2 separate regions of the Homo sapiens genome follow, and region 2 is linked to region 1. Evidence: read pairs that join two places in POLR2A ChIA-PET (ENCODE). Cell type or tissue: HepG2. All regions are shown on one strand. Links, peaks and the distances in the headings refer to the core of each region. The heading gives the core; the rest is flanking DNA.

The links. Peaks named below come from ENCODE experiments on the same cell type or tissue, not always from the same donor. Only the 100,000 strongest peaks of a DNase experiment are listed, where the experiment ranks them.
Region 2: POLR2A ChIA-PET joins it to region 1 with 8 read pairs; 3 of 35 experiments call an interaction of 5 or more read pairs at or near these places.

The regions. Positions count from the first base shown.
Region 1 is chr1:27,675,802-27,688,248 of GRCh38, reverse strand. It overlaps the pseudogene CHMP1AP1. Among named protein-coding and RNA genes, the nearest start is that of IFI6, 9.8 kb to the right of the region's middle. RefSeq lists an enhancer at 5,497-5,791. In HepG2, for the core only: no CTCF peak of the experiment used is centred there; a DNase peak (open chromatin) is centred at 5,718.
Region 2 is chr1:28,153,024-28,165,470 of GRCh38, reverse strand. The region is part of intron 1 of PTAFR (platelet activating factor receptor); the gene reads left to right. Among named protein-coding and RNA genes, the nearest start is that of PTAFR, 17 kb to the left of the region's middle. In HepG2, for the core only: no CTCF peak of the experiment used is centred there; a DNase peak (open chromatin) is centred at 10,490.

The sequences.
Region 1 (12,447 bases), core at 4,547-7,046:
GTGGAGCTGGCTTTACAATGACCAGGCATTCACCCGCTAAGGATGCCTGTATATGGCAGATGCAGCTGACAGCCATAACTTAACTGAAGCGTACCCTGAGAATGATCCTAGGGTCTAAGAAGAATGTGTGTTCGGAGTCCTGAGCTAAGGAATCCGGGAGTGGCCAACCCAGAGTTTCACTCCTTATCTATGAAGGACATCTGAGCCCCTGGCTCATTCCTTGGAACACAGGCCATACAGGGGATGGAGTCCCTTTTTGTGGATTAACTGGAGGTTGCTGGGTAGAGGTTGCTAGGTGGAAGGTGCTAAGTGAAAATGCTGTATCAACTGCATGCGTTTCATAAAACGCATGCCCTGTTTCATAAATGCATGCTCCTGTCCAGCCCACCACCACTGGACCATCCCTGTGTGTAAGTTCCCCTCAGTAAACCCTAAGTCTCATTCACTGGTTCCGGCCTCTAGGACACAGTGCCATCCCTATTGGAGTCAACAGGAGTCCTGCATGACAATGCCTATTACCCGGGTCATGATAAATGCTGTGGTTCAGGCAGCCTCTTTTGCATGGGCACCTCATGTAACCTTACTACTGCAAAACTGAGCTATAGTCAGAGAAGCCTTATCAAATTTGCTACCTCAGCTTCCCCTCCTGGGTCTTACGGATGGTAATGAAAACATTAAGGCAACTAACAAGAGAATAGGTAATGGGAGAGGGGAGAATCAAAGGATTTCTCCCACGAAGGCAAACATTTTTAAATGGTTATTAAGAAATAAGGCAAGAGCCACTGGCACCTGATGCCTCCCGGAGTTCATGTCCCTTCTGCCTTTCCAAGGGGTGCTTCTGTCAGACTGGCCAGGGGACAATACCCTGTTCCAGTTGAAATTTATGGTGAAGCAGCTGGAGAAACCAGACAAGAAGGCAGAAAAGCACTCCTACGCCAACCAGGCCAAAGTGAAGAAGTCCCTTCAGCAGAAAAATGTAGAGTGCACCCGTGTGTACACCAAGAACACCATCTGCAAGGAGAACAGCAGCGTGAACTGGCTCTACATGGCATCCGCCTGGACACAGTGGCCCCCGAGGTGCAGACAGCTGTGACCATGAAGGTGGTAACCAAGAACATGGTGTAGGTGACCAAAGCCCCAGACAAGGCCTGAACACCACGGACCTGCAGAAGGCCTCTGCAGCGATGGACAGGTTTGAGTAGCAAGTGCAAAACCTGGCCATGCACACATTAGTGATGGAGGATTCCATGAGCTCGGCCGCCACACTGACCATGCCTCAGGAGCAGGTGGACAGACCCATTGTGCAGAGCGCCAAGGAGAATGGCCTGGAGGTCCTAGACCAGCTCAGCCAGTTGCCCAAGGGTGCCTCTGCCGGGCGAGAGCTCCGTGTGAAGCCAGGAGGAACAGCTGTCAAGGGCGTTAGCCGCCCTGAGGAATTAGCCGCACCCTGCCGTGGGCACCGCCTCTGCTCTGTGATGTGCCGCAAGGCTCCTGGCCTCCTCCCCTCCCCCCGGCATCTTGCCTTTTTGTTGATCCTGCAGAGCTGCAGCTGGCAGCTACTGTCGCCCAGCTCCTCTCACCTGCCTGGCCTAGGTGGCCCTGGAGTTGTTCCTGTTTTCTTAGGTTGGGCGGTGGATCTGTGTCCTGGTGTTGAGTAGGGGTGACTTCTGTGACTCTGGGGCCAACAGCTGGGAGGTCAGCAGGCTCTCTTTTGCTCTCTGTGGAGTCGATGGGGTCTGGCCAGTGGGTGCCATGTAAACTTTTGCTCAACACTGCGGGGACCTTCAGACTCCGTGATAGGAGACATGCTGCTCACTGTCAGCCAGTGGGGGTCAGGGCTGCCCTGTTTTCCAGGCAGCTCCTGGAGAAGGCCTCTCCACGCACCCTGCCCCTACCACCAATGGGCAGGAGGTCCCACCATGTGAACGGACACAGCCTGAAGAGGCACCAGTGGCTCGTGTGTGCTGGGGAACGTCAGGTGCCACCCAACACTGTCTTGGTGGCATTTACAGATGATGACCCTCCCCCTCTTCCTCCTCTGTCATTCTAGGGGTGGGGTCTGGGCTGCTCCTGACAGCTGGCTGAGCCTCCCTGGGCCTCCTGCCCTCAGCTCCCCTGGTTCTTAAAGCTGCCCAGTCCATGGGGACAGAAACTTGCCCAGCTCCAAATCCAGGAGTTTCCACCCTGGGGTCCTCATCCTTGCTCATCTGCCACCTCTGGAGGTGCCTTGGGCTACATGGGCTGTGCTGTTGTGTCCCCTCAGCAGGGGGTCTGTCCATGCACTGGCCAGAATTGAGCATGTGCGTGGGGCCTCCTCGGTGATGCTGCCTGTGTGCCAATCTCTTCTGTCTCTCTAAATAACTGGGTGCCTCCCCCGACTGCACCCCATCCTACCTTCCCAGCGTGGAAGCCAGAGTGGCTGGTGAAGGGAGCTTAGGAGAGTCACCTTCAGCTGGGCCAGTGGCTCTGTGAGGAAAACCTGTGCTGTGGCCACGCGGGCACCACCAGCTGCAGCTCATCAGGAGGACTCGGAGAGGGGGACGGCAGAGAGAGGGCTTTGGGCACAGCCTGCTGTTTTGTTTTTTCTGTTCCCTAAAGTTTACTTCATTTTCTTGAAGCTTCCAGGGTTTTGTTGTTGTTTGCCAAAGTAGAAAGGACAGGTGGCAGGCGGGGAGGGTGAGTCCCAGCCCCTCCTCTGCACCAGGGCTGCCGCGGTGTCATGGCTCTTATGAAGGGAAGCATAAGACCCTCACTCAGTGCGTTTGGTTTTCTTTTCAGGATTTCAGAGCCCCTGGGAGGAGATCCCATTGGTGGGTCTGGACATGCGGAGGTCAAGGCACCATCTGGCCATGGTCCTCTCCAGCCTCCCCAGAAATTGACCCACATGCTGGGTGTTGAAACAAGGTCCCTCTATCCCTTGCAAATAACAGCTTTGGAATTAACAGCTTTGGGGAGCTACCTTGTCCTCCCAAGGGTGCAGGGCTCCACAGAGCCAAGGGCCAGGCAGGGGCTACCTCAGCCCTGTCTCCTTGGGCACCAAAGCAGGGATTTGTTGAAGGAGAGAGCCATGTTTGCCCTTTTCCTAAAATGCTGCTGTAAATAAACAGGTCCCCCAGCAAGCAAGGAAGCAAAGGAAGGAAGGAAGGAAGGAAGGAAGGAGAAGGAAAGAAGAAAGGAGAGAGAGGGAGGGAGAGAAAGAAGAGAACACTGATAAGGGTGAAACTAAGAGGAAAAAGAAAGGGGAGAGTCATGAGACTCGTCTGAGCAGGATGGAAATCCTTAGATGGTTATTAAGAAATAGGATGAGTAAAATAAAAATTAATGAGGTTTTAAAAAAGGAAATTAATGCAGTGAAAACAAATGTCTTTTTTTTTTTTTTTTTTTTTTTTTTGAGACAGAGTCTCGCTCTGTCACCCAGGCTGGAGTGCAGTGGCATGATCTCAGCTCACTGTAACCTCTGCCTCCTGGGTTCAAGCAATTCTCCTGCCTCAGCTTCCCAAGTAACTGGGATTACAGGGACCTGCCACCACGCCTGGCTAATTTTTGTATTTTTAGTAGAGATGGGGTTTTGGCATGTTGGCCAGGGTAGTCTTGAACTCCTGACTTCAGGTGATCTGCCAGCCTCGGCCTCCCAAAGTGCTGGGATTACAGTCATGAGCCACTGCGCGTGGCCAAAATAAATGTCTTAATACAACACTATTGAAGGTTGGGTGGACCAAAGAGAGTCTCTGATGGTCTTCAACATTAAAGGCCCCAAACCAGTTTGCTCTATTTCCTCCAGTTTGGTGGAATTTTAAAAGCAGGAAGGTAAAGATTTACAATAAGAAACCCTACCTGGAATTGCCTGGGGTGATGGTCAGACTGGTTAATCAAGGGAAGATTGACAGAGAGGCCAGAGTCTCCTGGCCTGGCCTCTGGCTAAGGACCTAAACACTTATTGCCCAAGAGAGAATAAAATGGTCTGGGGAGGGGGTGGAGAAGAGAAGTTCCCGGGACATAAAAATATACTTGGTCAACAGGATTCTGAAAGTGGGAATGTCTAAACAGGCTTTACGTAAAGGCTTAATGTAAAGTGGTTGTGTCTCCTTTACCTAATGTTTTATGGAAATGGGCATTGTATATGACAGGGTTGTTCCCTCTACCTAGAACTGTAAAACAGAAGGCATGTAAATCCACCCTTCTGGAAATTTTAGTTGGACATGCTAAATGGAAACCCAAGCCCACACTGTAGAGTAGAAGCTGGAGTGCTGATAGGGACAAGTTCTCCATTCGATAGCTCTTTGTGGAGCATTTGCTGGGGCTATGACAAAAGCCTATGAGTGGCTGGGCATGGTGGCTCATACCTGTAATCCCAGCAATTTGGGAGGACAAGGCAAGAGGATCATCTGAGGTCAGGAGTTCAAAACCAGCCTGGCCAACATGGGGAAACCGCATCTCCACTAAAAATTTGAAAATTATCCAGGAGTGGTGGTGGGTGCCTGTAATCCCAGCTACTCGGGAGGCTAAGGCAGGAGAATTGCTTGAGCCCGAGAGGTGAGGCAGAGGTTGCAGTGAGCAGAGATGGTGCCACTGCACTCCAGCCTGAGCAACACAGCAAGACTCTGTCTCAGAAAAAAAAAAAAAAGAAGAAGAAGAAGAGAAAAGGCTGTGAGCACCTGCAAGCAAAGACTACTGAGATTTTGGACTAGACAATTTCCACTTGAGGGGCACTTACTAACTTGTTACGGGACATTAACTGAAGCTACCCCTGTGACTGAAGGACATAAAATGATCTTGACACCTGAAATACCCATGCGATCTCAGGTGATGTCACAGAAACACTCAAATAGAGACAGCAGTGTCCAGAAGAGTTCCATAACAAAATGGAAATGGCTTATACAGAAGCATGCTACCTGGGGAGTGCCAGGAGGAGATAAAAGAAAGGAGCCTCTTTTCTGCTAGGACTGGTTTGCGTGAGGAGCTGCTGGCTTCTACAGTGTCCCATAACGGCTCTCAACTGGCCAGCAAACAGCTTGGTTTGTGGATGGCAGTTCCAAGGTGAATGGACAACATTCTGTTTGGAAGGCTGCTCTGTTGATCAAAGAAGTGTGAAAATAAATAAAATGTAAACCTTGTTGGAACCCCACAAACACCTTAAGCTTTGAGAGAGATGTGACTGTGATCTTGTAGCAGGACAAGCCACGGACAAAACCCCTCAGACACTGAGTTAAAGAAGGAAGGGCTTTATTCGGCTGGGAGCTTCGGCAAGACTCACATCTCCAAAAACCGAGCTCCCCAAGTGAGCAATTCCTGTCCCTTTTAAGGGCTTACAACTCTTAGGAGGTCCATGTGAGAGGGTCATGATCGATTGAGCAAGCAGGGGGTATGTGACTGGGGGTGGCAGGCACTGGTAATCAGATCGGAACAGAACAGGACAGGGATTTTCACAGTGCTTTTCCATACAATATCTGGAATCTATAGATAACATAACCTGTTAGGTCAGGGGTCAATCTTTAACCAGGCCCAGGGCATGGCGCTGGGCTGTCTGCCTGTGGATTTCATTTCTGCCTTTGAGTTTTTACTTCTCTCTTTGGAGGTAGAAATTAGACAATATGAGGGGTGGTCTCCTCCTTTAATCTGAGTCTCATATGGTTACTACTTCCGTTTCTCAGATTATAGATTAACTCGCTTTCTTGTTTGTCTTATTCTGTACAATGACTAAGAGAGTTACATGATGTCAGGAATAAAAACCACCCTTCTTCCTAATGAATGACCCTTTGTGTAGATTAACTTCCCCATTGTTGTCCTGCTTTGCCTAGACCAGATAACAGAAAACCCATGACTATTACACCCTCTGTAAAAAATTTTAAATGCACCCATTCCAAAAAGAAACACTGCATAAACCAATCAAATTGCTGTACCTATGCACCAATTGTGTGTGAAAAATGTAAGGCCAGGCATGGTGGCTCACACTTGTAATCCCAGCACTTTGGGAGGCCAAGGTGGGAGGATTGCTTGAGGCCAGGAGTTTGAGATCAGCCTGGGAAACAAAGCGAGACCCTGTCTCTACAAAAAGTAAAAAAAATTAATTAGCCAGGTGATATGGTTTGGCTCTGTGTCCCCACTCAAATCTTATCTTATAGCTCCCATAATTCCCACATGTTGTGGGAGGGACCTAGTGTGAGATGATTGAATCATGGGGGCAGGTCTTTCCCATGCTGGTCTCATGATAGTGAATGGGTCTCACAAGATCTGATGGTTTTTAAAATGGGAGTTTCTCTACACAAGCTCTCTATTTGCCTGCCACCATCCACATAAGATATGACTTGCTTCTCCTTGCCTTCCGCCATGATTGTGAGGCCTCCCCAGTCATACGGAACTGTAAGTCCATTAAACCTCTTTCTTTTGTAAATTGCCCAGTCTTGGGTATGTCTTTATCAGCAGCATGAAAATGGACTAATACAGTAAATTGGTACCAGGAGTGGGGCGTTGCTGAAAAGATACCCGAAAATGTGGAAGCTACTTTGGAACTGGGTAACAGGCAGAGGTTGGAACAGTTTGGAGGGCTCAGAAGAAGACAGGAAAATGTGGGAAATTTAGAACTTCCTAGAGACTTGTTGAATGGCTTTGACTAAAATGCTGATAGTGATATGAACAATAAGGTCCAGGCTGATGTGTTCTCAAATGGAGATGAGGAACTTGTTGAGAACTGAAGTAAAGGTGACTCTTGTTATGTTAAAGAGACTGGCGGCATTTTGCCCCTGCCTTAGAGATTTGTGAAACTTTGAACTTGAGAGAGATGATTTAGGGTATCTGGTGGAAGAAATTTCTAAGCAGCAAAGCATTCAACAGGTGACTTGGGTGCTGTTAAAGGCATTCAGTTTCAAAAGGGAAACACTATAACAAAATTTGAGGGGTGCATTAAAGTTTGGAAAATTTGCAGCCTGACAATGCAATAGAAAAGAAAATCCCATTTTCTGAGGTGACTTGGGTGCTGTTAAAGGCATTCAGTTTCAAAAGGGAAATACTGTAAACAAAATTTGAGGAGTGCATTAAAGTTTGGAAAATTTGCAACCTGGCAATGCAATAGAAAAGAAAATCCAGGCCAGGCACGGTGACTCACACCTGTAATCCCAGCACTTTGGGAGGCCGAGGCAAGCGGATCACATTAGGTTGGAAGTTCAAGACAAGCCTGACCAACATGGAGAAACCCCGACTCTACTAAAAATACAAAATTAGCCAGGCGTGGTGGCGCATGCCTGTAATCCCAGCTACTCAGGAGGCTGAGTCAGGAGAATCGCTTGAACCCAGAAGGCAGAGGTTGCAGTGAGCTGAGATCATGCCATTGCACTCTAGCCTGGACAACAAGAGTGAAACTCCATCTCAAAAAAAAAAAAAAAAAAAAAAAAAAAGAAAGAAAGAAAGAAAGAAAAAGAAAAAGAAAAAAGAAAAGAAAAGAAAATCCCATTTTCTGAGGAGAAATTAAAGCTGGCTGCAGAAATTTGCATAAGTAACAAGGAACTGAGTGTTAATCACCAAGACAATGGGAAAAATGTCTCCAGGGCATGTCAGAGACATTTGTGGCAGCCCCTCCCATCACAGGCCTGGAGGCCTAGGAGGAAAAAGTGGTTTCATCAGCTGGGCCCAGGGTCCCCAAGTTGTATGCAGCCTAGGGACTTGGTGCCCTGTGTCCCAGCCACTCCAGCTGTGGCTTCAGAGGGTGCAAACCTCAAGCCTTGGCAGCTTCCATGTGGTGGTGAGCCTACAAGTGTGCAGAAGTCAAGAACTGAGGTTTGGGAACCTCCACCTAGATTTCAGAAGATGTATGGAAATGCCTAGATGCCCAGGCAGAAGTTTACTGCAGGGGTGGGGCCCTCCTGGAGAATCTCTGCTAGGGCAGTGCGGAAGGGAAATGTGGGGTCAGAGCCCCCACACAGAGTCCTTACTGGGGCACCATCTAGTGGAGCTGTGAGAAGAGGGCCACCATCCTCCAGACCCCAGAATTATAGATCCACTGACAGCTTGCACCGTGCACCTGGAAAAGCCGCAAACACTCAACACCAGCCCATGAAAGCAGCCGTGAGGGAGGCTGTACCCTGCAAGGCCACAGGACTGGAGCTGCACAAGACTATGGGGACATACCTCTTATATCAGCATGACCTGTATGTGAGACATGGAGTCACAGGAGCTCATTTTGGAGCTTTAATATTTGACTGCCCCCCCCTGGATTTCAGAGTTGCATGGGGCCTGTAGCCCCTTTGTTTTGGCCAATTTCTCCCACTTGGAATGGCTGTATTTACCCAATGCCTGTACCCCCATTGTATCTAGGAATTAACCAACTTGCTTTTGATTTTACAGGCTCATAGGTGGAAGGGACTTGCCTTGTCTAGGATGAGACTTTGGACTGTGGACTTTTGAGTTAATGCTGAAATGAATTGAGACTTGGGGGACTGTTGGGAAGGCATGATTGGTTTTGAAATGTAAAGATATGATATTTGGGAGGGGCTGGGGCAGAATGATATGGTTTGGCTCTGTGTCCCCACCCAAATCTCATCTTGTAGCTCCCATAATTCCCACATGTTGCAGGAGGGACAGTGTGGGAGACGACTGAATCATGGGGTAAGGTCTTTCCCCTGCTTTTCTTGTGATAGTGAATGGCTCTCACAAGATCTGATGGTTTTAAAAATGGGAGTTTCAGCCAGGCATGATGTACGCCTGTAATCCCAGCACTTTGGGAGGCTAAGGCGGGCAGATCACCTGATGTCAGGAGTTCGAGATCAGCCTGGCCAACATGGTGAAACCCCATCTCTACTAAAAATACAAAAATTAGCCAGGTGTAGTGGCATGGGCCTGTAATCCCAGCTACTCGGGGGGCTGAGGCAGGAGAATCGCTTGAACCGGGAGGTGGTGATTGTACTGAGCTGAAATTGTGCCACTGCACTCCAGCCTGGGCAACAAAGTGAGAACTTGTCTCAAAAAAAAAAAAAAAAAAAAAAAAAAAGACATACAACTCAAAAGATATTGCCATAATTAGCTGAGCATGGTGGTGCCCACCTGTAGTCCCAGCTACTTGGGAGGCTGAGGTGGGAGGATCACTTGAGCCCGGGAGGTTGAGGCTACAGTGAGCTGTGATCACAACACTGAACTCCAGCCTGGGTGACAGAGCAAGACCCTGTCCCCTGCCCCTGCAAAAAAGATACTGCCACTTTACTAAAATCCTATTCAATCATTAATAGTTAGTCCCATCCATCATATTGTATGAATGTCTCCCAGGGTGATGTCATTCAGGTTTGCAGGCTTCCATTCAATCTTGTCAGGTTCCAAAAGCAGGAGTGATCTCACCAAATATATATCACTCTTTCTGACATCTGGGATAACTGACCACAGACAATGTCATCTCTTGCTCTGAGCTCCTTTTGAGGTGTTAATGTAATATTGGGTTTCCCTCAATTCATAATCCATTTATTAAATTCTTTACCCTCAGCTACTATCCCTCTTTCTCTCCATTAATATCCAAAGATTTTACCTTTGGAAGGGACATTAAGATTGCCACTGTGCTGGTCTAGATTGCAGCCAGCAATACTAGTCTAGTAAGTACTCCTTAGTTCACTCCAATTTGAATAGGATAAGGTAGCAAAGGTGCAGAACTTGGCGGGTGATTTTTACCACCAGGCAGTAGGGCTGCATTCATTGTTAACTCCAATTTTGCACAACCCACCTCCATCAGGCCTTTAGGAATTGTGACATAAAGTTTAAAAACGTAGTTCTAGTTTTTTGCTTAGGAATCATCCCTGCTGCCAGCACTTTCCAGAACTCAGGGAAACACTTATATTTACTAGTTTATTATAAGGGATACTACAAGTGGGGACTGTGATATTATAGCTGCAGCCCTGATCCTAGGACTACATCAGGAAGAGGAGGAAAAAAAATTTTTTTGAAGTGATTTGGGGAAGAAAGAAAAACAGTTATGGCCATTGTACCAGTGTACTCCTCCCTTGGCAAGAATTGAATAATCATACCAGCATCCTCCTTGCTCCCTTTTTTCCTGATCTATTGGAAAAAATGAGGAAAATCTAGTGGGGCCACTCCTTTAGTCTCCACTTGTGTTGTGTGTGAGCAACATGTAAGCCAGCCCTTCATGCTTTCATCTCCCCCTATTTTAGACAACAAATGTTTCAATTACCCACTCCACTTCTCTATCAAACTATTACTTTGAGGAGGATATCTCTCTGCCCATTATTATTATTTTATTTTAATTCCTTTTTTTTTTTTTTTTTTTGAGACAGGGTCTTGCTCTGTCACCCAGGTTGGAGTGCAGTGGTGCAATCACAGCTCACTGCAGCCTCGACCTCCCAGGCTCAAGCGATCCTCCCATTTCAGCCTCCAAAGTAGCTGGGACTACAGGTGGGCACCACCATGCTTGGCTAATTATGGCAGTATCTTTTGAATTTTATGTCCTTTTTTTTTAGACAGGGTCTTGCTCTGTCTTGGAGTGCATGGAGTGCAATGGTGTGATCTCGGTTCACTGCAACCTCCGCCTCCCGGTTCAAGCAATCCTCCTGCCTCAGCCTCCCGAGTAGCTGGGGAGTTGTATGTACTTTTTGTTTTTGTTTTTTGTTTTGTTTTGTTTTTTTTGAGACAGAGTCTCGCTCAGTCGCCCAGGCTGAGTGCAGTGGCGGGATCTCGGCTCACTGCAAGCTCCGCCTCTCAGGCTCACGCCATTCTCCTGCCTCAGCCTCCTGAGTACTACAGGCGCCCGCCACCACACCCGGCTAATTTTTTTTTTATTTTTAGTAGAGATGGGGTTTCACCCTGTTAGCCAGGATGATCTCGATCTCCTGACCTCAACCCACCTCAGCCTCCCAAAGTGCTGGGATTATAGGCATGAGCCACTGCACCCGGCCTTGTATGTACTTTTGATGTAAGAAATTTTGGTTTTTAGAGGACGGGTTAATAGGTGCAGCAAACCACCATGGCACACATATACCTATGTAACAAACCTGCACGTTTTGCACGTGTATCCCAGAACCTAAATTAAAATTAAAAAAAAAAAGAAAAAGAAAGAAATTTGGGTTTGAAGGCCTGGTGCAGTGGCTCATGCCAGTAATCCCAGCACTTTGGGAGGCTGAGACAGGTGGATCACTTGAGGTCAGGAGTTCAAGACCAGCCTGGCCAACATGGTGAAACCCTGTTTCTACCAAAAATACAAAAATTAGGCAGGTATGGTGGCACATGCTTGTAATCCCAGCTACTTGGGAGGCTGAGGCAGGAGGATCACTTGAACCTGGGAGGTGGAGACTGCAGTGAGCCAAGATCATGCCACTGCACTCCAGCCTGGGCAACAGAACCACCATCTCAAAAAAAAAAAAAAAAATGGGGTTTGAAGACCAGAGGTGGACAGTGATATTGTGAAATAGATATTTGAAATAGATAACGAAGCCTCCATAAAAAACCAAAAAGACAAGGTTCCGAGAGCTTCCCAATAGCTGAACACATGGATGTTCCTGGAGGATGCTGTGCCCATTCCCCCATACCTCATTTCCTGGCATACAATTCCTAAAATCCTTGGTATCTCCAAAGTGATGCCTTTTGTGTGCTAATGATTTCTTATTTGTTTATTTTTTAGAGATGGGATCTCACTGTGTTGCCCAGGCTAGACTTGAATTTCTAGGCTCAAGCAATCTTCCCACCTCAGCCTCTCAAATAGCTTGGACTATAGGTGTATGCCACCATGCTTTGTATACTAATGATTGACTGATGGCCAGCAGTCTCTAGGTAGCTTCAGGATGGGGCTGGTCACTGGGAAGACCAAGGCAAGGTTAGAGGGTTGGGACTTTCAGCTCCACCCACTGAAGGGGAGAGGGACTGAAAGTCAAGTTGATCACCAGTGGCCAATGGTTTAATCAATCATTCCTATGTAATGAAGCCTCCATAAAAAAGCAAAAAGACAGAGTTCCGAGAGCTTCCCAATAGCTGAACACATGGATGTTCCTGGAGGACGCTGTGCCCATTCCCCCATACCTCACCCAACACATCTCTTCATGTAGCCTTTCTAATTTCCTGTGTAGTAAACTGCTAACTGTGTTTCCCTGTGCTCTAGGAGCCTCTCTAGCACATGAATTAAACCCAAAGAAGGGATTATGGGAATCCCAACTTGTAACCAGTCGGAAGTTCCAGAAGCCCTGATTTGTGTCTTGAGGGTGAGAGTTGAGGAGTCCCTCAACCTGTAGGATCGATGCTCTCTCCAGGTAGACAGTGTCAGAATTGAATTGGAGGCTGGGCACAGTGGCCTATGCCTGTAATCCCAGCACTTTGAGAGGCTGAGGCGGGCAGATCCCTTGAGCCCAGGAGTTCGAGACCACCTGGCCAACATGGCAAAACCCCATCTTTACAAAAAATACAAAAATTACCTGGGCATGGTGGTGCACCCCTATAGTCCCAGCTACTCGGGAGGCTGAGGCAGGAGGA
Region 2 (12,447 bases), core at 9,473-11,972, 470 kb before region 1:
AGTCTTTTGCCTCCTTGGTTAAGTTTGTTTCTTTTTTTTTTTTCCTTTTTTTTTTTTTTTTTTTTTTGAGACAGAGTCTTGCTCTGTCGCCCAGGCTGGAGTGCAGTGGCATGATCTTGGCTCACTGCAGCCTCCGCCTCCCGGTTCAAGTGATTCTCCTGGCTCAGCCTCCTGAGTAGCTGGGACTACAGGCATGCGCCACCACGCCCAGCTAATTTTTGTATTTTTAGTAGAGATGGGGTTTCACCATGTTAGCCAGGCTGGTCTCAAACTCCTGAACTCAAGTGATCTGCCTGCCTCAGCCTCCCGGAGTGCTGGGATTATTATAGGCATGAGCCATCGTGCCTGGCTGGTTAAGTTTATTTCTAAGTATGTTATTTTTTTTGAATACTGTTGTAAATAAGATTGTTTTCTTAATATCCTTTTCTCTTAGTCCATATAAAAATCTTCATTTACAAATGAGGAAACAGAGACTCAGAATCACAGGATGAGCTTAGTGGTTGAACCAGGATCTGACCCAGCTCTCGCCCTACCAGGCGGGAGTCAGATGGATACAGAGCAGGTCATGCCATCCCTTTGTCGCATTCCCTTCCCAGCTTTGAGGAACAAAGGTAAAAGCAGGGCCCCAGGTCAAAGGCATCTCTTCCTGGGGCCTCACAGCATCTGGAGCTCCCATTCTCAGGCTGTAAGACAGGTCTGTGAGTGGACAAGCTGGCCAAGGAGCAGTTTGCTTCTAGCAGGGGACACAGCTTGTTCTAGGAGAGTCAGAATGAACCTTGGAGTTCAAAATCCCAAGTCTGCCACTTCCCCGCTGTGTGACTATGGACAAATCTATTTTCTTCTCTAGTCTCACTTTTTACCCCTAGAAAATTAGGTATCTTGTAAAACCAGCCTCACGAAGATGATCTGAGGAGGAAATATGATCATAGGCAAGATGTACTGTATACCAGTAAATGGTGCCCAGTGTCTTGAAATTAGGGGGGCTCCAGCCTCATGATCCCCACAGAGCAAGGAGTACTTGGATCCAAGAGAGTGTGCCCACTTGGAATGTGGTGTTCCCCCGCCTTCACCACTTCTAGTCCTTGCCCTGTTGGTGAATGCACCCTCAGGCCTGCGGGGCTGCAAGGAACTGCTGGTGCAGGAGCTGTGGATGAACTTGGATGTATCTTATTTATAGCTTATAAATATTTAGAATTTTGTACTTTTGACCTCAACTGGCCCCACAAATGTTAAGAGCTAGCAGGACTGGTGAACCCAACTTCCCAACCCACAATCTGGCCTGGGAAATCAACCAGCACATACCTCCTTCTGTCCATCTCCCGATGGTCCCTCCTCTCTGGCTGTCCAGCTATGGATGAGAACCCCTTCTCCAGGTTCCCTAGGGACTGGGAATGTTTCCAGCAGGGATGAGGGCCGAATGCTGCACAGGGAAAAGGGTACCAGATCCAGACAGCAGAATTCTTCTGTCTCATGAATATTTATGGCCTCTCTACCCCACCCCCAGCTGAAGGCTGTGCCTGGGCCAGCTGCCCAGCCTCGATCCATCAGGGAACTGTGCCCATGTGTTAAACTGAGTGGTCTGAGCCTCTTCTTTTCTTTCCAAATGTTCATCCTCTTCCTGAGCTGTTGAAAGCTTTGTTGCCATTAGCTGGAGGCTCTATCTGGAGCTGGCAGGAAAGCCAGTGTGTAGGTCAAAGCCCCTAGGTCAATGTTGGCCCACAGTCCCCTCCCCTGGCTCCAAGCAGCTGGGCCAGTGGGGAGAGGGAGGCTTGGTCATTTGTGGCTCAGGTCCTGTTCCAGCCACTTTGCATACTTATCTTTGAAACCATTGTTAGGATTGTAAGATTTTGCAAATGAAGACATTGAAGGTTAGAGAGGCGAGGTCACTTGCCCCAGGTCATACAGCAAGTAAATGGTAAGCCAGGTATGAACCTGTAGACCTTTCTGACTCCAGAGACCTTGTTCTCCCTAACCCACTCCACCCCAGTACAGCTCCCCTGGGGAGACTGTGCACACTTCCTTTGTGCCGGGGATTTCGGAGCCATCATCAGGGCATGGCCACTCATCCATTCATTCCTCGGTGCCCGACACTGGGATTGAAGAGATGAAAAAGATCTAGTCCCTGCCCTCAGGAAGTGCCCAGTCTGACAAGGAAACAGCCACAGAAATTAATACTTAAAACATACTGTATCAGGTGCTAGACTGAGGAATGCGCCCAGTGCATAGGGACCCAGAGAAGAAGGCAACTCATTTTGCCTGTGGCGATCAGGGAAGGCATCCCAGAGGAAGTGCTTTTTCAGATTAGGTCTTAAGATGAGTAAGATTTTTCTAGGTAAAGCAATAGGCAAAAGCAGGCTGCTGGAAAGGCAAAGAGATTTGAGGAAAAATGGAGTTTTTAGGGAAGCAGCGAGAAATTCAGTGCAGCAAGAGTAGAAAATGAGTAGCGGGGAATGGTGGAAAATAAGATGGGAAAGGAGCTTAGACTTGATCCTGGGCCAGGGGAGCCACGGAAGATGTTAGCCCAGGCAAGTGTGTGGCTGGCAGTTGTTGGGGTACAACATGTCTCAGATTTCGGTGCGTGCACGAATCGCCTGGGAATCTTATTAACATATGGAGTCTTTTTTTTTTTTTTTTTTTTTTTGGAGACAAAGTCTCGCTCTGTCGCCCAGGCTGGAGTGCAGTGGTGTGATCTTGGCTCACTGCAACCTCTGTCTCCTGGGTTCAAGCAATTATTCTCCTGCCTCAGCCTCCAGAGTAGCTGGGATTACAGGCACCCACCACCATGCCTGGCTAATTTTTGTAGTTTTATTAGAGAGGGGGTTTCATTATGTTGGTCAGGCTGGTCTCGAACTCCTGACCTCAAGTGATCCACCTGCCTCAGCCTCCCAAACTGCTGGGATGACAGGCGTGAGCCACCATGCCCGGCCAACATACAGATTCTGATACAGGAGATCTGGGGTGGGACCCAAGATTCTGCATTTCTAACAAGCTTGCAGGTGGTGCCAATGCTGCTCGTCCAAGGACCACAGTTTGAGTCCTGAGTTTGTAGAGGGCTCACTCTGCCTTGTGTGGCAGCTGCTCTGTCTGGGGAGTAGGCAATCCTGTCGGTTGCTGGGTGTTTGTTCACCTGACAAATGTTTACCAAACTTTTGCCCCAGCCAAGCTCCCTGAGTACAGGGGACGGGGAGAGGAATTGAAAATGCCACTTTCTGGTCCATGCCACCACCATCTCTGACCTCCAAAATGCTCTTGCTGTTTCCACGCTTGCTCCCTACCATCTATTCTCTACCTGACAGCTAGAGCGAGTCCGATCATGTTACTTGCCTGCTTAGCGACACTGAAGCAGCTCTCCGAGGCTCACAGAATAAAATCCCAACTCCTTACCATGGCTCAGGAGTGATCTGCAGCCAGGTGTCCTCTGATCACATCCCACTCTTCCCATTTCTCACTCCCCTAGGGCCACACCAACCTTTCAGTTTCTTGTTCCTACTTCAGAACATGATGAAATTATTCCCATTACAGGCCCTTTGCACATGATACTCTCTGGCTGGAATAATCCAGATCGTCCTCTTACTTGTTCCTTTTTTCTTTTTTAGAGTTCAGCCAGGGGTAGACACAGATTTTATAGGTTACTAAAGCTTATACAATTTGAAGGGCCCCCCTTTGAAGATACCAAATTACAAATATACAATTAGATACAGGGCCTAGGAGAGGGCCTTAAAGCTTAAGCTTCATTGACTTCATGGTAAAGCTGTCTGTGGTTTTGTTTGTATGTCACCTCCTCCAAGAAGCCTTTCCTGGTCATTCTACTTAAAACAGCCACCAGCTGGGTGCAGTGGCTCATGCCTGTAATCCTAGCACTTTGGGAGACTAAATCAGGCAGATCACTTGAGCTCAGGAGTTCAAGACCAACCTGGGCAACATAGTGAGACCTTGTCTCTATTTATTAAAAAATAAAAATAAAAAAAAAGCCATCTACCCTATCTTCATGTTACTATTTTTATTTCCTTCATTAAATTCATCACAATTTGAAATTATCTTATTTGTTGCTCCACTTATTTTTGACTGTTTCCCCCAACTAGAATGTAAGCTCCTCGAGAGCAGGAACTTTGTTTTGTTTCTGCAGTCTCCCCAACATAGTGCCCAACACCCAGAAGGATGTCAATAACTGTGAGGTGAATGCATGGACATTGTCTCTGCCTCTGGTTGGCAGAGAGGTCACATAGAGGCAATTTCAGTGGGATAAAGAGCTATGAGCTACGGAAGTCCAAAGAATGGGCACTTAACCAGACCGCGGGTGGAGCTGGGTGTGCAGGAGGCCAGGAGTCTTAGAAAGAGCTACTTGGAGGAAATGAGGTCTGAGCAATCTTAAAGAATGTTCTAGTAAACATCCAGACAATGACAAGGAAGGGAGGATTTCTTGGCAGAGGAAACAGCATGAATAAAGTAATGAAAGTGCAAGCTCTCAGGCCCAGAGGAGAATCAGCTGGTTACATTTTGGGTGATTTCAAGGGTTCTACTCATGCAAAGATACAGTGATAGGCACCAAGTTTGGGTTGGGGCCAAGGGAGTGGGAGTCACATGGGGGCCAGGAGCCTGGGATTGAACAGAAGGCAGCAGAAGTAGGAAGAGCCAGGATGACGGGTACTGGTGGCACCAACGGGTTTGAGTCAAGCAGGGACTCCACCAGCACTCCCCTTACTGATTCTGGTCCTGTATCTGGAAGGAGGAGGCCTACTCTTGCTGGGGCTCCTGTGGGGCCTGTGTGGACTGGGGAGGCTCTGAAGTCAGATAGACCCAAGTATACAATCTCCTAGGTTGGGTTCCTGGGAAGCCAACTTTGAAATAGAGATTAGCATGCAGGCACAATTTTCCTGGAATATTTTATTCTCGTGTGTGTGTGGGGGGTGGCGGGGGGAGGCAAGGTGGGGATGGGTGTAGAGATGAGGTCTTGCTATGTTGCCCAGGCTGGTCTTGAATTCCTGACCCATCCTCCTTCCTCAGTTTCCCCAAAGTGCTGGTATTACAGGCATGAGCCACCACACCTGGTCTTCCTGGAATTTTTTTTTTTTTTTTGAGATGAAGCCTTGCTGTGTTGCCCAGGTTGGAGTGCACATCTAATAGCTAAGGAATTTAACAATACAACCACCATATCATTATCCTACCTAAATAAATAAACATTTTTTTAATACCATCTGTGTTTGAGTTTTCCCAAATGTCTTTTTTTTTTTTTTAATTCTTTTTTGTGTGTGTGTGACAGGGTCTTGAGGCTCTGTTGCCCAGGCTGGAGTGCAGTGGCATAATCACAGCTCACTGCAGCCTTGAACTCCTGGGCTCAAGCAATCCTCCTGCCTCAGCTTCCTGAGTAACTGGGACTAGAGGTGTGCACCACCACACCCAGCTAACTTTTAAAAATTTTTAGGAGTGATGAGGTCTTGCTATATTGCCCAGGCTGATCTCAAACTCCTGAGCTCAAGCAATTGTTCCGCCTTGGCCTCCCCAAAGTGCTGAGACCAGGCATGAGCACCACAGCCAGCCCAATTGTCTGGAAAATATTTTTTACAGTTGGTTTATTTGAATCAGGATCCAAACAAGGTCCACACACAGCATTTTGTTGCTCAATCAAACTTCTTTTTTTTTTTTTGAGACGGAGTTTCGTTCTCGTTGCTCAGGCTGGAGTGCAGTGGTGCTATCTCGGCTCACTGCAACCTCTACCTCCTGGGTTCAAGCGATTCTCCTGCCTCAGCCTCCCCAGTAGTTGAGATTATAGGCGTCTGGCTAATTTTTGTATTTTTATTAGAGATGGGATTTCACCATATTGGCCAGGCTGGTCTGGAACTCCTGACCTCGAGTGATCGTCCTGCCTCGGCCTCCCAAAGTGCTGGGATTACAGGAGTGAGCCACTGTGCCTGGCTCAATCGAACTTCTTGAGTGAGGATTTGACATTCCCCTTTCTCTCCTATCACTCACCCCTCAACCCATGCCTGGGCAACTGCTCTCCCTGTGATCACATGATCTGATCACATGAGATTGATTTCCATGTTTCCACATCCAGTGTTTGCTTTTCTGTCTGCATTGTCATTCATCTCCCTGTGGCTTTTCACACTGTTGCCCATGTCTTCCCAAGCTCTTGAAACTTTCTTCCCTTAGGCCTCAAGCATGGAACCCTCCTTGTCTCTGACTGTCCTGTCTCTGCCTCCATAGGTCTGTCCTCCTCTGACTTCTTCCTTGATGTTGGGCTCTTCAGGGTTTAACCCTGGTCCTTTTGGGTGTTTCACAGGCATCCCAGATGGGATATGTCCTCATATGAATTCATCCTCCCTGCCCTCATGCTGTTCCTCCTCAGTGTCTTCTCCATGAAGACAGACACCACCATGTCCTCAATCATCTGGCCCAGACACCTGGCAGTTCTCTTTGTTTCCTCCTTTTCTCTCAACCAATATCCCATCCGTTACCAAATTCTGTCCATCTGATTTCCCAAATAACTCTCACAACCATCCATTTCCCTCCATCGGCTCTGCCCTGGTGCAGTCCTCTTGAGGCCCTCCAGACGACTGCACGTGTCTCTTTGCTGTCTCCCTGACTCTGGTCTGATCACCTCCAGTTCATTCTGTGCACAGTGGTCAAAGCCATCTTCCCCAAATCCAGACCCAGTCTTGTCCCTTCCAAGCTCAAGATCCTTCAATAACTCCCATTGTCTGCAGAATAAAGTCCAGACTCCTTAGACTAACCTCTAGGACCCATCTTGAGTTGACTGATGATTTTTTTTTTTTAAGATGGAGTCTGGCTCTGTTGCCCAGGCTGGAGTGCAGTGGCATGATCTTAGCTCACTGCAACCTCCACCTACTGGGTTCAAGCGATTCTCCTGCCTCAGCCTCCCAAGTAGCTGGAATTACAGATGCGTGCCACCACACCCGGCTAATTTTTGTATTTTTAGTAGAGACAGGGTTTCACCATGTTGGTCAGGCTGGTCTCAAACTCCTGACCTGATGATCCACCCGCTTCGGCCTCCCGAAGTGCTGGGATTACAGGCGTGAGCCACCGCGCCTGGCCCTGTTGCTTATTTTTAAAGCCCTGTCTCTTCTCAACTCCTTAAAGTTTTGGCCAAACCAAATGTCTCACGTTCCTTTAGAATGAAGTACGCCTTTGCCTATTCTTCCAGGCCTCTGTCCCGCAGTCCCCTGTGCCTGTTATTCCTCTCTCCTCGCACTATCAAATTAACTCCTTCAGCATAGGCAGGAGGTCTCTCCTCACCCTCAAGTCTGGGTAGGGGCAGCTTCTCTGAAACCGCGTTACACCTGATACATCCATCATCATAGCACCGCCCGCTTATCTATTTCTGAATCTCTCTCTTGCAAAATGGCCTGTGAGCTGCTCAAGGGCTGGGTCTGTTCTCTGAGGCCTCAGGGCACTGCTCAGCTCCGGGAGCTGTGAGTGCTTGTCCAACGAATGCATGAATGAGCAACTGAATGAGTGAATTGGGCTAGTCTGTGTGTGTGTTCTGTTCACATGGTGAGAAGGTTTTTTTAAAAACTCAAAATTGCCAGGCGTGGTGGCTAATGCCTGTAATCCCAGCACTTTGGGAGGCCGAGGCGGGCAGATCACAAGGTCAGGAGATCAAGACCATCCTGGCTAACATGGTGAAACCCCATCTCTACCAAAAATACAAAAAAAATTAGCCGGGCGTCGTGGCAGGCGCCTGTAGTCCCAGCCACTCGGGAGGCTGAGGCAGGAGAATGGCGTGAACCCAGGAGGCGGAGCTTGCAGTGAGCTGAGATCGCGCCACTGCACTCCAGCCTGGGTGACAGAGGGAGACTCCACCTCAAAAAAAAAAAAAAAATCAAAATTAATGCAAAAAAAATTATGATAAACAAAGTACCAAAATGTTAGATGAAGACAGTATCATAATAGTGCCAGGCAGTTATATTAGAGATTGAGGCAAGAGGAAGAATCAGTAATACTCCTTTTGATTTAAAAAAATATTGCATTAAAATATTATTTATTGGCCAGGCACAGTGGCTCACACCCGTAATCCCAGCACTTTAGGAGGCCGAGGCGGGCGGATCACTTGAGGTCAGGAGTTCGAGACCAGCCTAGCTAACTAAAATTATAAAAATTAGCTGGCCATGGTGGGCATGCCTCATCTCTACCAAAAAATACAAAAATTAGCTGGTGTGGTAGCGTGTGCCTGTAATCCCAGCTACTTGGGAGGCTGAGGTAGGAGGTTGGCTTGAGCCCAGGAGGTGGAGGTTGCAGTAAGCCAAGATTGTGCCACTGCACTCCAGTCTGGGTGACAGAGCCAAGCCCTGTCTCAAAAATAAATAAACAAAATAAAATATTATTTATCTTGATTGCTGAGGTTTAGTGTCTTCTTAAATTTTGCAACCAGTGAATGCCTCACATGTTTCACTCTAGTCCTGGCCCTGGCGGAAAGGCTTTCTCAATAGGCGTGGGCAGGCAGGGTGCAGGAACCCAGGAAGAGGAAGGCATTTTGTGATGGGCAAGGGGGCGGGGGTAGCAGGGAGGTGCGGACCTGACTGCCCCCAAGACCCAGAATGAGCACCATGCCCTGCCCAGCTGTGAGCTGCCCCCAGCCACCACACAGGCCAAATATGCCTCCATGCCCTGGAAACAGGACCCCCAAGGCAAGAAGGTATAACCAGTATAGCCTGAGAGAGAAACAAGGCCGGTCCTGGATGAACTGGGCATCTTGGGATCCAAGGAAGGGCAGGGGTGCTGAGATTGTGGAGCAGCAGTATTCAAGTCTTCTGGTCTCAGGGTCCTTTTATATCCTTAAAGATTATTGAGGGTGCCAAAGAGCTTTTGTTTACATAAGTTATCTCCAGCAATATTGTATTAAAAATGAAAACTTAGACATTCTAAAAATTTTCATTTTTAAACAAAAACACCCAATAATAAACTCTTTCCATGTTAACATAAATAACACATTTTTGTAAAAATAGCTAGATTTTCTAAAACATAAACAATTTAGGGAGAGAAGTGGATTGATTTACATTTTTTACACATCTCTTTAATGTTGGGCTAAATAGAAGACAGTTGGATTCTCATATCTGCTTTTGCACTTAGGCTGCTGTGATATGTTGTTTTGGTTGAAGAAAATCTGCCTTCACACAGATACATACTTATAAAGGGAGGGATCTTTTAATGGCTTTTTCAGATAATTGGTGATATTTTCTTTTTTTTTTTTTGGAGTTTTGTTCTTGTTGCCCAGGCTGCTGGAATGCAATGGCATGATCTCGGCTGACTGCAACCTCCGCCTACTGGGTTCAAGCGATTCTCCTGCCTTAACCTCCCGAGTAGCTGGGATTATAGGTGCCTGCCACCACACCCGGCTGATTTTTTGTATTTTTAGTAGTGGTGGGGTTTTACCATGTTGGCCAGGCTGGTCTCGAACTCCTGACCTCAGGTGATCCACCCGTCTCGGCCTCCCAAAGTGCTGGTATTACAGGCATGAGCCACCACGCCTGGCAGATACTATTCTTTGATATGATATCAAAGCCCCGCATATAGTAGTTTCTTAAAGGTTCGTTGTGATGTAGAACCTACATCATATCAATGGACTTTTTCGTTGTTTTACTTTTTGAGACAGGGTCTTGCTGTGTTGCCCAGGCTGGAGTGCAGTAGTGAAGTCACAGCTCTCTGCAGCCTTGACCTTCCAGGCTCAATTGATCCTTCCACCTTGGCCTCCTGAGTAGCTGGGACTACAGGAGTGCACCACCATGCCTTGCTAATTTAAATTTTTTCTTTTGTAGAGAGGGGATTTTGCCATGTTGACCAGGCTGGTCTCAAACCCCTGGGCTCCAGCAATCTGCCTGCCTTGGCCTCCCAGAGTGTTGAGATTACAGCCGTGAGCCAAGTCCATTGAAGACCTCCCTAAAGCAGTGAAATTCAGCTGAGGTCTGAAGCATGAGTTGCACTTGGCCAGGTGAAAGTGGGGAGTGGAGCCAGGCGAGATGGCTCACGCCTGTAATCCCAGCACTTTGGGAGGCCGAGGTGGCGGATCATGAGGTCAGGAGTTCGAGATCAGCCTGACCAACATGGTGAAACGCCGTCTCTACTAAAAATACAAAAATTAGCCGGGTGTGATGGCACACACCTGTAATCCCAGCTACTCAGGAGGCTGAGGCAGGAGAATCGCTTGAACCTGGGAGGCGGAGGTTGCAGTGAGCCGAGATTGCACCACTGCGCTCCAGCCTGGGTGACAGAGCGAGACCCCATCTCAACAACAACAACAAAAAAGGAAAGCGGAGAGTGAGGAGTGGGTAGGGAAGAGCATTCAAAACAGCAAGATGGGTATTGTGGAGGCTTCTAGGCAGGAAATGTCTGGACAGGTTTGAAGGTCCGCCTGGGAAGTCCGTTCTGGCTAGAGCCTGATGCTAAGGTGGCACGAGGTGAGGGTGGAGTGGCAGCTGGAGGTCAGGGCAAGGGCCATCTGATAAGCTTATTTCCGTTCCTGGAAACCACCAAGCTCTTGCCGCACTTTTGGACCCATGCAGAGTTCTCTGCCTGGAATGTTCTGCTCTTGTTCCTCCTTCAGGCCTCAACTGAAATGTCACCTCCTTTCTAAGTAGATCTCTTTTTGTTCTCAATATCCGTGCTGCCCTCCCTCCCCCCCCACTTTTTTTTTTTTTTTTTTTTGAGACAGAGTCTTGCTCTGTCACCCAGGCTGGAGCGCAAAGGCATGATCTGGGCTCACTGCAACCTCTGCCTCCCAAGTTCAAGCGATTCTCCTGTCTCAGCCTCCCAAGTAGCTGGGATTACAAGTGCCCACCACCATGCCTGGCTAATTTTTTGTATTTTAGTAGAGATGGGGTTTCACCGTGTTGCCCAGGCTGGTCTCGAACTCCTAAGCTCAGGCAATCCACCCACCTTGGCATCCCAAAGTGCTAGGATTACAGGCGTGAGCCACCACGGCCGGCCCAATCAGCACTCCTGTTTGTTTGTATAACAACGGTGTTTGTTTAAATTGCTTTTGTCTGTCTACCCCGAGAGATGTAAGTTCTCTGAGGTCAGGGCCCCCTTGCTGGGTGTTCGCCCTATAGCTCCTGTGCTTAGCTGTGTGCCTTACCTGCAGTTGGTGCTCAGAAATATTTGTTGGATGGATGTGTGAAAGAACAGAGCTGGATCTGAGATCCTGGCACCATTCCTTAATAGCCGTGTGACCTTGCACAAGTCATATAACCACCCCGTAGTCAGCTTCCTATTCTGTAGCATGGGATCTTACTTCCTATGGCAAAGTGTTTGTGTGAGACTCAAATGAGGTAGTACACGTGGAAGCACCTAGCAGGGTACCTGGCTCCAAAGAAGGTGCTCCAAGTGTTGTCTTCCTTGTGTCTCACTCCCTTTTTTTTTTTTTTTTTTTTTTTTTCTGAGACAAGGTCTCATCCCATTTTCTGAGACAAGGTCTCACCCCATCATCTAGGCTGGAATGTCAGTGGCACAATCTCCGCTCACTGCAACCTCTGCCTCCCGGGCTCCAGCGATCCTCCCACTTCAGCCTCCCAAGTAGCTAGGACTACAGGCAAGCACCACCACGCCTTGCTAATTTTTTTTCTTTTTTTTGAGATAGAGTCTCAATCTGTCTCCCAGTCTGGAGTGCGGTGGCACAATCTCGGCTTACTGCAATCTCCGCCTCCCGGGTTTAAGCGATTCTCCTGCCTCGGCCTCCAGAGTGGCTGGGACTACAGGCACCCACCACCACGCCCAGCTAATTTTTGTATTTTTAGTAGAGACACAGTTTCACCATATTGGCCAGGTGGGTCTCGAACTCCTGACCTTGTGATGTGCCTGCTTCGGCCTCCCAAAGTGCTGGGATTACAGGTGTGAGCCACCGCGCCTAGCCTGTATTTTTTTTTTTTTTTTTTTTTTGTAGAGACAGGGTTTCACCATGTTGCCCAGCCTGGTCTCAAACTCCTGGACTCAAGGATCTGTCTGCCTTGGCCTCCCAAAGTGTTGGGATTACAGGCGTGAGCCACCACGCCTGGCCTACTGCGCTCTTTTTACTACACTATTAGATATTATGAGCTGGACCTTGCTTAGCCCCAGCTGGGTTCTTGCTTCCCATCCTCCTCCCTGCCTGCTGCTTCCCTGAGTCATGCCCACTGCAATGTAAATAACAGGGCAGCTCCTAGGAGCTTGCAATGACAGCAATAGTGGGAGGAACAAGAGGGAAGGGAGCAACTGTTTTGTTTTGTTCGAAATGGTGTCTCACTATGTTGTCTAGGCTGGTCAAGCGATCCTTCTGCCTCAGTACCCTGAGTAGCTGAGACTACAGGCGTGCACCACTATGCCTGGCTAATTGTTTCATTTTTTATTTTACTAGAGACGGGAGTCTCACTGTGTTGCCCAGACTGGTCTTGAACTCCTGGGCTCACTCGGTCCTCCCACCTTGGCCTCCCAAATGCTGGGATTACAGGCATGAGCCAC